2 separate regions of the Homo sapiens genome follow, and region 2 is linked to region 1. A link is a contact called in ENCODE Hi-C data. All regions are on one chromosome and are shown on one strand. The core of a region is the stretch at or near the end of the contact, and the rest is flanking DNA. Distances in the headings are between cores, read along the strand shown.

Region 1 (6,444 bases), core at 25-2,524:
TCAAATGTAATAGATTTTTCATAAGACATGTTGAAGATACGCCACTGGGGTGGCTTCCAGTGGTTTCCAGAGATTATTCAAGGTTTCTTCATGCCTTATAGAAGTGGCCAGTTGTTTGTTTGTTTTTGTCATAGCCCTATGGCCCTTTAAAATGCTCATTATACTCAGGAATTAGGCTGTCTCACTGAATCTGATAAGGGTCTTCACAGAGTTTGTATCAGAACACGTGCTATGTCCAGAAAGACAAAGTCATATGAGTGTCTTCAGAGGCCAAGAAGTGAAATACTAATCCTGATTTTTGTGCCAAAGACTAAAAATAATTCAAGCCCAGAGCACAGTGTATCACAGAGGTCTCATCAGCTGAGAAATCTTATTTTCCTTCAAAGTCCCGTGCTTTTCATATGCCTCCTTTATTTAAGTTCATTGGTTTATACTTCATGGAGGCAAGATCAAATACTGCACTTCTCGGTTCCTAAACTAGAGACATTATTATACCCTCATTCACCTAAGGAAAACACACAGTCTTGGAGAAGTTTCCCTTTCGGAGTTAATAAACAGGTTTTGATATCATGCTTCTGAGGAGACTGGGCTCAGATTTTACCTAACCACATTTCAGAGGCTCTTTGGGACTGCGAGATTAAAGCGGACAGCCAGGAGTTTCCTTAAACATGTTAGGTCTTACATATGGTTCTAACTATGGTCATGGTTTCAAGGGACTATGAGATAGACCTCACAAAGAATTGTTCTTGTGTCCGTGTTAGAAATTGGCTGTAGCTAGCTTGGCTTACAGACATACTTAATATTTTGAAAGTTTGAAACACTTTGAAGTTACTTTCAAAACTTCTGCTTCTTCTCCCTATTCTTTCTGACTTTCTCTTCCCACCCAAGAGTCAGAGCTGGATGTGAATTTCTTTGAGAGGGGTGGCTTGATCCTTATCTCTGCCACTCACATGCAAGGGAGGAACTCACAATATTATGAGGTGCTTACCTGTTACCAGGTTTATAAACAATCCCAAACATGGTGACTCTGTCTCCACAGGGCTCAACCTTGCCCAGTGCAGGTCCTGAAGCTCATGGCCTTAGTCCCACCCATTCACAGACTTGGCCCTTTGTCTGGGGCTCCTCCCCGTTAGAAGGTGAGGTAAGATATGTATCCTGCTGCTGTCATTGTCATCTCTGTTTTCGGAAGGCCTGGGCCAAGCCCAAGTACTGGCAGGCCTGTATGTTAGCTTGGAACCCTGCCCGGCTTGGCTTTTTGATTATGCTGCACTTCTAACACATGCAAGCTGGATTCTTGGCTTGGTCTGTTTGTGCTGCTGTAACAAAATACCTGGCCAGGCATGGTGGCTCATGCCTGTAATCCCAGGACTTTGGGAGGCTGAGGCGGGTAGATCACATGAAGTCAGTTCGAGACCAGCCTGGCCAACATGGTGAAACCCTGTCTCTACTAAAAATACAGAAATTAGCTAGCGGGGCATGGTGGTGGGGACCTGTAATCCCAGCTGCTCGGGAGGTTGAGGGAGGAGAATCACTTGAACCTGGGAGGCAGAGGGTGCAGTGAGCCAAGATCGTGCCATTGCACACCAGCCTGGGCAACAAAAGAGTGAAACTCCATCTCAAAAACAAAAACAAACAACAACAACAACAAAAACACACACACATCTTAGCCTGGGCGATTTATCAAGAACAGAAATTTATTTCTCACAGTTCTGGAAGCTGGAAGCCCAAGATCAAGGTGCCAGCAGGTTCAGTGTCTGGTGAGGGCCTGGTCTCTACTTCCAAGATGGCACCTTGAATGCTGCATCCTCTGGAGGGGATGAATGCTGTGTCAAAAAAAGCTGAATGCTGTGTTAAGGCTCATTTATAAAGGCCTTAATCCCACTCATGAAAGAGAAGCCCTTATGACCAAATCACCACCTGAAGGCCCTACTCTTAAATGCTGTTGTATTGGAGATTAAGTTTCAACATGAATTTTGGAGGGGACACAAATATTCAAACTATAGCAGCCTCTGAGTCCAACCCATTGGCTGGGACACTTGCTGGCCTAAATGAACATGGTCCAACAGAAATGTAGTGTGAGCCAGGCTTATGGGCCCTGGGCCACACATGTAACTTTTAATTTTTCTAGTAGCCTCATTAAAAAATGGAAAAAGAAACAGGTGAAATTAATTTGGCGGTGGTAGGGAGAAAATGGGGAGATATGGGTCAGAGGATACAAAGAGGCAGATATGTAGGATGAACAGTTCTAGAGATCTAATGCACCACATAAGGATGATAGGTAATAAAATTGTTCTGTATTTGGAAATTCGGCTAGATGAATAGATTTTAGCAGCTCTTGCCAGAAAAAAAGGGTAACGATGTGAGCTGATGGATATATTAATTTGCTTTACTATAGTGACCATTTTACTATATATATGTATCCCAATAACATCATGTTATATACCACAAATATACACAATAAAATTTATTTAAACATAATTTTAATAATATATTTTATTTAACCCAATATAACCAAAGTACTATCACTTCAATATGTAGGCAGTATAAGAAAGATTACTGAAATATTTAACTTTTTGTACACTAAGTCCTTCAAATCCAGTGGATTTTACACTTCACATCTCAATGTGGAACCACTTGTGACTAGCAGCTACCGTATTGGACAATGCAGGCCCTGACCCAATTCTGCTTAATTTGGACGTTGTTGTAACCTGGTTGTGGAGCTACCATTTTCTGTGAGGGCACCTCTGATGGGAGGTTACTGTCTACCAGCCAAGACCCCTTCTTCCCCTGGAGACTGAAATCAGTCTGGAAAGAGCATTACTTATAGTTTACCATTGACCAGGCCATGTGCTAAGAACTTTACAAGCAGTATCTCTTTCTAACCGCAGAACAATTTGGAGGTTCTTTTATTACTTCTAAGGCATGGCATAAGAGGTTATGTAAATTGCCCAAGGTCAGAAAGTCGCTAAGGGGCAATACCAGAATTCCAAACCAGTTTTATCTGACTTTGGAGTCTGAGGTCTTCCCTGCTGTCCTGTAGTCCCTCTCTTGCCACTTTGAACATTAGGATTTGGATGGCTGCTCTCTCCCTTGGAACCTGTCCCACCGCTGGGTCAGCCCTTCTCTCCCAGCCATACCTGTCCTTGTTTACTCACCTTTCTCAGTTGCCTCAGCATGGACATCGCAGCAGGCCCTGCAGCTAAGTCTGCATTGGTTACGGTGGTGACAAGCCTCTGTAATACGGGGTCCTAAAAAACACAGATCTATGTGAATATATGTAAGGCACACTTCCCTCTTCACCGCTTAGAAAAGCTGGTACCCTGCGTTTCTGGCAGGCTTATAGTTAATGAACACAGGAATATGGAATAGAAAGCACACCCAAAGACGGTTGCTTGGCTAATGGAGACATACTGCACGTCTCAGGAGCTTGTCTCAGGTCTCCAGGGATGGGGAGCCTCTTGTGTTAAACAGCTGGTTTAGCACATTGTCTGCCCTGTGAGCGGGTGCAGTGGAAAGCTCTTATGACGAATCCTTAGGGACTGGAAGAATGTTTGCTAAGAGATGGATTTTTCTTGGTGCAAACACTCCCAGCCGATCTGGTTTTCTCCTGGGAGAAAAGAAGGGTTGGAGGGAGGTGTGTTGAAGATGCAGAGAGCTATGGGTGCACTCACAGACCTCTGGAACCCTTGTGGGCATTCAATGTGATGGGACCTTCAACTGTGTTCTAGCAGCATTTCTTCCATGCCCCAGGAGTAAAACACAATCCCTGCTCTCAACTAGCTCACTGCAGACCTGGGGAGGCAGAAGTCTAGGACAATGTGAAGCCCTAAATGCAGGAAGTGTGCATTGAAACATCATGCATGACATTTGGGTCCAGATTGACTAGGAGCTGTGTGTTCTTAGATGAGTCATTGAACTCCGAGTCTCAGTTTTTCCCCCTCTAAAATTGGGATCTCACTTTACAGGAATTACTGGGTATGTAAAAGTGACTAGCATATCCCTGGCTCACAGAAGACACTTAATGTATGCCAGTTTCTGTTCCTTTAAAGTCACAAATGGTAAGCAGTAGTTAATAGAGAAAGGAGGGATGAATCTGGACAGAGAAGAATCAGAAAACGCTTTATGAAGGAGATAGTTTGGGGGCTTGACCTTGGCAAATGAAGAGTTAGAGAGAAAGTGTTTAGAAGCTATTGGTGGGTGTCTTTGGGCAGAAGGGGTGAAGTTGTCCCTTGACAAGTAAACTCTTGGTCTGAGCATTCACCAACTCACTGTCTTCCTAGATTCTGAACTTTCTTGACTCTTCTGAGTCTGAATTAGGTCCCAGTTCATGTGTTCCCATAGCCCCCTGTATTTCCTATCTGGCACTCGTTGAGTCTTGTTGAATGTGTGTGTGCTTGATTGAATAGTGTTCCCTCCAAATCCGTGTCCAGTAGGAACCTCAGAATACTACCTTATTTGGAAATAATAGGGTTTTGCAGATAGAATTAGTTAAATGGAGTCATATTGGATTAGAGTGGGCCTTAAATCCAATAACTGGTATCCTTATAATAAGGCCCTAGGAAGACAGAGGCAGAGATTAAAGTGATACAGCTACAAAGAATATAAAGGATTACTGGTAACCACCAGGAGCTAGGAAAAGGCAAAGATTATTTCCTATAATCTTCAGAGGGAGTAACAGAGTGCACAGCCCTGCCAAAACCTTGTTTTGAAAGTGGGGTCCTCCAAAACTGTGGGACAATAAATTTCTATTGTTTTTAGCCATCCGGTTTGTGATAAGTTGTATGGCGGCCCTAGCAAACCAATACAGTGGGAATATTTAATTTCTTCTCTCTGAGACTAAGAGTTTTCTTCATGTTGGCTCAGTTAAACCAACACTCCCTGGTACTGTGGCCCAGTGAAATGTCTTGGAATTTGGACAACTCTTTCCCTTGGGATAGAACTGAAGTCATTAAAAGGAGAGATAATTCCAATCTCCCTCATCTAGAGTCAGCATTTAACAGACAATATGACTTTATTATTAAGGATCAGGAATATATTTGAGATAAAATTGTCTATAACTGAAAGAATGACTGTTGATCAATCCAAATGTCACTATTTTGGATACATAAATCAATTTTAATCTCATTTTTCATGTATAATCTATACAACAAATGGCATAAATCTGTTAGGTTGTGGATATTTTGTAGTTAGTTACTCCTGGCAAGTGGACCAGGAAGGCGAGTTGTTTCCAAACCATTTATAGATGTCATCTGTGTGTCAATACTTCTAATGAACTTTTACTTAGACTGTGTGTGTGCATATGTGTTTGTGTATATATGGCTAATAGGAACATTACTATATACCTGCTTGGAGTTTTTTTTCTTATACCTAGGGCATGTCATATTTTGATGCCCCTTCTCCTGCCTCTGTTCATTTATTTTTAGTCGAATTGTTTTTGGTGTGATGAAATTGCTCGACATTGAAGAACACAAATTATACTTATCACTGACATATTTTGAGAACAATGTTGAGGACATTGCTCATTACATGATATCATTTCTTCTTAATGAAGATTAGAAGGTGAAAGTAAATTCTGATTTCAGCATCAGGGACAGATAAAAATTCTTTAAAAAAATCTGATAATCTGATATAGTCTTATATTGTGGATATAGTGAATGGTCCAGTTTGTTATTCTTGCTTCCTTTTTAGCATTGGCTGCTAGGAAGCTCAGGATCAAATTTTAGAATCACTTTTCTTGTGATACATAGGATTTTCTGAACTATATTTGCTAAACTAACCTTACCTTTGAATCCACTATCTATATATCTTCTCCTAAGTGCTTCTGAGAGGATTTATTTTTAATTCAATTTATGAAACAATGTTATATTCGTCTTCATAATTTACCTTAAGTACCTCTTTGGAGCCAGGCAGAGTTGTAAATAGAATAATACTACAATTTTGTTCTTTAGCCTTCGGATAGAGGGAAAGGTAAGGATTTACAATCTGTAGACTTGCCACAACTCATTTCATTTCCATGATTCTCAATGTCCTCACTTATAATATAGGGCTAACAGTAAATTGTATCTCAGAGAACTCTTGTGAAAAACCAGATGAGACAATGGATGTAACAGTGCTTTGTAATATTATTTGTAATAGTGAAAACAGGAGACATCCTTCCTTTTACACTAAAAATCATGAGTGTGACATACATAGTTTAAACATAAAGTAGTGCCAAAGGCATAAATGAAATATGACAGCTGCTTGCCCCAACCCTTTCCATACCCATTCTACTTCTCAGAGGGAGCTACTTCTAAGTTTTTAGCAGTTTCTTCTGACATTTTCATTCAAATGTCTACTTTTTACAAATTACATATTAAATTTCTATTATGCTACTTGAGGATTTATAGCTCTTATAAACCCATGTCTTCTTTTTCTCATCCTCCAGCCTCTCAATACAATTATATA
Region 2 (6,621 bases), core at 1,563-4,062, 91 kb before region 1:
TGGAAAAGCAACATCTTCATGGTTGGCTTTTAAAAATTCCTGAAGCATTTCGGGATTTAGTTCTTTGCTTGGGTCAATTATGTACATTCTCTAAAACTAATATGTGAAGAGCTCCCATCAATGTGTGTGGACTAGGGTAGCACTGGGTCCTTTTTTCAAATTATCCTCACAAAATGTCTTCCTACATGATTAATAAATTCCTCCCAATTAAAAAGGTGAAGATACCTGGACATAAGGTTTTCTCAACTGACATCATGTTTTTAAAATTTGTTTCCATAGCGACATTGTTAAGAAGACATACTGATATTTCTGAAGACTTAAGAGTACTTCAGAACACAGAAAAAATTAGCCGACGGAAAGGGAAAGGGGAAACAAAGAAACTGAAAGAAGGCCTAACATACAAATGGAACGACCTGAAGAGAAATGGAGAACCTGGAGAAACTGGTGTTAGCCAGTCTTAGAGTTCCTCTGAGATCTTGCAGGATTATTCTTATTATTTTTTATATTTGCAGAAATCAACTCAAATCAGACAATAAAGTCTTGCAATGCATCAAAACATGATGATAACCAAACCCTAGAACTCAAAAAAATCTCAGCTTAGGGCCATCACCATCTTCACAAGGAGGAAATCACATTTCCTGGTGACTTTCAGGAGACCTGGAGCAGCTTAAAGTTGTGTGAAGACCTCAGTGGAACTGTTTTAAGGTTTTTGCCTTGCCTTTCCTGAAGGAGGTCAAAACCCTTCAGGTCCACTCAAAAGGAGAAAAAAAATTCCAAAAGTTTACTTTAAAATGGAAACAAACGCCTCAATAACTTGTGAAAGCACTCTTTGGTGGAGAAAAATCTGAGGAACCCTTAAAAGCCCTCATTTCCTTGCATAATGAATAGACAGTGAGGAACCACCACAAGGTTTCCCTCTGGAAAGAGAGAAGGAGTAGGCAAGCAAGCCTCCTCCTCCTCCAGCCATCACCAACAGAGCTTCAAAATGGAGACATCCATAATTTTATAAACACTTCTCATCTCAGCTTTGTCTCCTGGAAACCCGCTCTCCTCCATTTTCTGGTGGAGTTACAACATGACACGGCTTACCTGACTCAGTTCCCAGCTCTTAACCAAACTAGTCACTTCCTCCAAAAACCTGCAAGCAACCTCCAGAAACAAAACCAAAGCAAACCAAACAGCCAACACAGACACTCAGACACAGCCCCCGGGAGCCCTGGGAGAAAGCCCCAACTGGTTGGTCTTTCCCCATCCCAGACGCGTGCTTAAAAATGAAACTTTTTTTTTTCTTGGTTGGGGAGGAATATAAAAGGAACTCCAGGCAGCCTCCCTCCCTCCCTCTCTGTAGGTTAGAAGCCACAATGAAAAGAAAACGAGGGTTCCTTCAGGAATGGTGAACAGCCTGGAGAATGAACGTGAGAAGGAGCTTTGTGTTTTGGAGTCTGGACTGGAACCAAAGCAGACAGCTTGCAAATGGAGGACAGGGAGATAAAGAAAGGGAAAGAGGGGCTGCTCCAATGGGGGGCGGCTGCGGCTTCCCCTCGTGCCTGGAAGGAGGGCAGACCCCTGGGAACTGCACCAGGAGTGAGACGCCCCCCCAGGCCCCTGCCTTCCTTTCTCCCTTCCTCAGAGGAGAGCCAAGCGTGTGTAATGGCTTCTCCTCTCCAGAAACCGTTGTCCTCCTCCACCAGACGCTTCTGAACCTCCAGCCTGGAGACAGCTCCTCAGCCGCTCCTGAACCTGCGCCCCCCACCCGGCCGGTGCCCCCCGCTCCTCGCCTCTCTGTTCACCAGCAGCACCGGCACCAGCAGCTGCAGCAGCCACCCCCCGACACATCCCGACCCCGCATCCCAACTTCGGGGAGAGGGAGAGAGAGAGAGAGAGAGAGAGAGAGAGAGAGAGAGAGAGAGAGAGAGAGAGAGAGAGAGAGAGAGAGAGCCAAATACCTGAGGAAGAGGGGGGCTGCCAATCCGCACGGCTTTGCCATCGGGCGGGGGACAGGCAGACAGAAGGGGGAAAGGAAGGAGAGGGACAGAGAAAGAAAGAGGTCAACCCGCTCAGGTCGGGGCCGCTCGCACGGAGCTCTCCCTCCTCTGACCCTCGCTCGCTCCCTCTGGCTCTCGGCTCAGGTCTCCGGCCTCCCGCCCTCCGCCCCCCTCTGTCCCTACTCCTGTCCCCACACTCGGAGCATCCGTCCTAAGCCTCCAGCTCTCTTCTCACTCATCTTTCATTTTCTCTTCTCTTCATAGAACTACACGAAATTAATTAAGCCACCGCGCTCACTCCCCCCAGCAGGAGCAGCAGCCAGCAGGAAAAGCACAGCCACCTCCACTGCCACCACTACCACCTTCTCCTCCTCTTCCTCCTCCTCCTCTTCCTCCCTCGCTTCTCCTCCTCCTCTTCCTCCTCCCCCTCCTGCTCTCCCTCCTCCCCCTCCTCCTCTTCTCTCTCGCTTCTTCTCCTCTTCCAACAGCCAGTCCATGCAGGGGACTTCCTCTCCTCCCCGCTCCTCCAACCCTCCTTGGCCGAATGAATGAGCGCGTTTGTGCCTCCACCACCCCGCGCTCTCTTCCCCGGAGCACTCGGACCACCCCGAGGTGGTTGTTAATTGCAGTAACTTACAGAAGAAGCGTCCCGGCGCCGGGAGGTGCTTCGGGTTCTCCAGCCCCACCGCCTCCTTATCCTCTTTCTCTTTCTCCTCTTCCTGCTCGGGTTATTGTTGTGGAAGTTGTTTGGGAGTCTCATGTGCTTCTGCCGGGTCTCAGCAATGGAGGATCGCCATCTTCCCTGCCTTCCTCGGCTCCTCAGACTCGCTGCAGCTGCAGATGACCTGAGATATCCGTCTCTCTCCCTCTCTCTCTCTCTCCCTCCCTCCCTCTCCCTCTCACTCTCTCTCTCCCCTCTCTCTCCTCTTCTCTCTCCTCTCCTCCCTCTCCCTCGCGCGCTCTCTCTCTCTCCCTCCCTCTGTGTCTCTCTCTGAATAATGAGCAACCAGGGGGAGAGAGAAAGCAAGACAGAAAGAGAGAAGGAAGACAATCTTCTCCTGCCACACAAAACGCCGGAGCACCAGGGGGTGCGCGAAGCCTTTCTAATAACAACAACAACGTGCAGCAGAGAGGAAGGAAAAAAAGAAAGAAAGAAAGAAATGAGGAAAAAGGCTAGGGGAAAAAAGAGGAAGAATTATCCAAGAGCTCGAGAAGAGCAGAAGGAGAAGCTGGAGGAGATGCTGAGGCTGCTGCTGCTGTTCCCCCTCCCCCCTGCTGAACCCCAGAAGGAGGCAAGGTGGTTGCAAAGTTAAGGCTGGGACATTGTCTTTGTCACTCAGAGCCAGGCCAGTGAGATGCAAGAGGAGGAGGTGGCGGCGGCAGAGGAGGAGGAGGTGGTGGTGGAGGAGGGGGAGGAAGAGGAGGAGAAGGAGGCAAAGGAGAAGGAGGCAAAGGAGAAGGAGAAGGGGAAGAGGGAGATGAGATGATGAATAAAGACCTGCGGAGAAGGCGGTGCGAGGAGCGCGGCCGCCGGGCCGAGGCGTGCGCGCTCGCGTCCCGGTGGCGCCCGGCAGCCCTGGCCCGCAGAGGAAGCCCCCGGTGAGGACCCTGCCCGGCAGCTCATAGCGCTCCCAACGTCAGCCCTGCCCGAGGCGCCGAGCCCGAGCCCCAGAGGGTCCCTTACTTGCATCCATCTAGAGGCCAACCTTTGCAAAGAACATACGTGGGGAACTGGAGGTTGCAAGTATAAACCCAGATCAACCACGTGGGGCTTTTTAATCCCTTTCCAGCTTGCGGTGTGAGTATTTCCAGTGAAAAGCTCAAATTGTCCATTACTGGCACGTATTTTGAAGTCTTCTCTCCTGAAATAAAGGCTCATTGTGCGTTTTATTTCTTTCCTGATATGGAAGGTGGGGGGGTGGAGGAGGAAAAGAGCCCATCATTCCGAGCTTCGGAACCACCACTTTCTTTTCCTAACTTGTGAAATGTTTTGACTGCGCACCAAAAGAAAAAAAGAACGCCTGCTTAAATAACTTTACACCCTCCAGCCCCGCGTTGTTTGCACTTTCTGGCTGATCATCTAAAGGCTCGGAAAGTAACAATCAGCGCTCTTAATGATAAGGTGTCATGGTGTTGAAGACACGCGAGCCAAGATGAAGCTTTCACACCTTGAATTTTTATTTAGTGTAATCTCTCCCGTATCATTCTGAACTATCTCTTTTGCAAAGGAGTGGTTCCCCCCCTCCACCACCAGGTCGAAAGTCTCCTACGGTTTTAATTGGACTGGGAGCGGTGGGGGTTGGGGATGGGGGTTCTACAGTATCAAAAAAATCAATGCAGCAAGTCAGGAGCAATTGAAGTTCAAGGGCATGGGCTGATTGTACCATTTCTATTTCTTGGATCTTGGAGTTGGACATCAACAGCCTCAGGAGAGAGAAACGCGCAGCGCGCGGGGCAGAAAGAGACCTTAATTAAAGTTTCTTTTGTCCGCGTCTGAATTGGGGATGTTGCTGGATTCCTTTGCATTGAGGAGCGCGCATCCGGTGAAGGCGCGGTGTTAAGGATCCTGGGCAAGTCTGTCCTCTTTAAATACTCGCCCTTTCTCCTCCCTCCCCCCAAGCAACAGTCCGAGAAGATATATACCTATAAATCCATACAATAAAGGAAGAGGAGGAGACGCGCGCGGAGTTGGTTCCCATCCGATAGCGGGGCTTCATAAACAGATCTAAATCCTCATTTTCCAAGATTTTCCCGACCCTATATTCCTGAGCAGAATCTCTCACCCCGAGGCACGATTTCACCCACTTCCAGTCAACACTTCCTGCCCTTTTCTCCTCCCACTCACATTGAAAAGCTCGGGATCCCTAAAAGGGTGTTGATGGCGGGGGTGATAAATAAATAAATAAATGACACTCTACGCGTGCGGTGGAGAAGAAAGGAGGGGGAGGGAGAGGAAAGGCGAGGAGAGGGAAGAGAAGTAAGGAGACGAGAACAAGGCGCAGAAAGGACAGAGGCGAAAGGGGAACGGGAGTCACCGAGAAGAGAAAGAAGAAAGGAGAGAGGAGGAGGACGCTGAGGCTGTTCCGGATTGAAATGATCCCGGCTTTGTGCGGCTTTGGGAGGACTCCCCCTTCCGAGTGCCCGGAGGGACCTAGGGAAGTCCTCCTGCCCCGAGCTCCTCCCCACCGGGACCCGGGGGGTGTCTGAGCGCTGGCCGCCGCCACCCCATAAATTCCTCGTGGCAACCGGAGGAAGCGCGCCAGGTCTCCGCCGTCCCTCCACTGTCCCGGCTGATAATTTACCTCTTTGTCTTTAATAAAAAGCTGACTTTTTCTGTCAAGCTCTGCACCGGGAAAATAACAATCGTATTTCAGGTTGAAAGCTCCTATTACTGCTGGGTTTTGGAGGCTGCGATAAAATCTTCATCGACGTGAAGGTACCTTCTGGGTTGGCTTGGGTCGTAAGTCCTAAGATGGGGGCCGTCCTTCCCTGGGGGCAGGGACGTAGGGAACCAGGCGGTGGGGAGGGAGAAAGGAGCGACGAGGTCAGAGGAAACCTTGGGTTTCCAAGGCTCCTGGGGCACCAAAGGGCTTCCCGCAGTCGGGGAATTGAGCCCTGGGGAGGAGCCTTTTGCGAGAACGTGAGCGCGCCCCAACACGCCTCAGACCTCGTAAACCCACTTGGCAAAGACCGGGGAAGCGGCTGGCGGACCGACTGCGGTGAACTCAAGAAATTAACCTGCGCTGCAATTAAACGGGCTGCCGCCCTTTCACACTCACCTCGAGCGACCGAGATAGAGAAAGCTCCCGAACCGGCCGCGGGGGGACTTGGCTCCACCCTCCCGTCCCGGGAGAAGAGGACAAAAAGGGGAGATGGACTTGGAATGGCCCCGCCCTTCACAGCGCTCCAATCCTTGGAAACCAAACCTCCTCTCCAAGCCTCCACGTCTAGAAGGGACAAAGGCAGCGAGGAGATCCAGAGACCGACGGGGAGATGGTGGCTTTCAGGCTTCTGGTGTGGGTGCATGGGGGAAAGGTACAATGGTTAACTTTCCATCAAAAATACGGCACCACACGATGGTCTTGAGAAGACACACTCGGTCTTCTGGTTTAGAAGCAAATTGACTTCCTGAAGCTGTGAAGCGAACTATCGCAAAACTCTCTTGCTTCTTGAATGTGGGGGCGATACAAATTCAATTAATGATGCCATACACGTAATCTTTTCGACTTTTTAGAAGTCACAAACGCTTTAACTCTCCAGTGAAAATAATTGAAAGAGGTTAAACATAAGGGGAATGGGCTTTTTTTTTTTCTTGTTTTTATTTGGGACAATTTTTCAAATGATAAAACTGTATAAATACAAGCTGGGTCAGTCAAGGAAAGCGCTGTGGCTGAAGATTTTCGTAAAAACCTTAGTAAACGTGGCATTTAAGTAACTAATTATGCTTTGCCATTAGCAGACCATTAAGATAAACAGGAGAAAGTTCACACTCCTGCTATTTCGTTCCCTAAGAATAGTCACAAAGATAATACCAGGCTAGTTGGTGGGTTATCTTCTCCATTAGGAGGGTTAATGTTTAAATTTGTTAATTAAAATACAAAAAATTTGGTTTCCTACACAGCCAACGTTGTGAGGG

What was found. Hi-C counts contacts between places; a loop is a spot of excess contacts on that map. Pooled maps may share reads with other maps.
Region 2: a loop to region 1 is called in a map of psoas muscle, with 2.4 times the contacts of the local background. The contact joins the promoter of ZNF462 here to the enhancer-like site in region 1. A Hi-C loop is called at or near these places in 3 of 168 maps with a recorded cell type or tissue (gastrocnemius medialis, mammary epithelial cell and psoas muscle) and 2 of 50 pooled maps.

The regions. Positions count from the first base shown.
Region 1 is chr9:106,766,566-106,773,009 of GRCh38, reverse strand. No RefSeq gene overlaps it. Among named protein-coding and RNA genes, the nearest start is that of ZNF462, 93 kb to the left of the region's middle. Within about 2 kb of position 1,274, at least 3 of the 41 ENCODE cell types and tissues checked have a DNase peak (open chromatin) inside an H3K27ac peak, as active enhancers do; they include gastrocnemius medialis and psoas muscle, where a contact is called at or near this core.
Region 2 is chr9:106,859,357-106,865,977 of GRCh38, reverse strand. It overlaps ZNF462 (zinc finger protein 462), which reads right to left and starts at 2,812. Exons shown (of 13, transcript NM_021224.6): 1 at 2,623-2,812. LOC105376204 (a long non-coding RNA gene) reads left to right here and starts at 5,458. Exons shown (of 1, transcript XR_005646978.2): 1 at 5,458-6,621.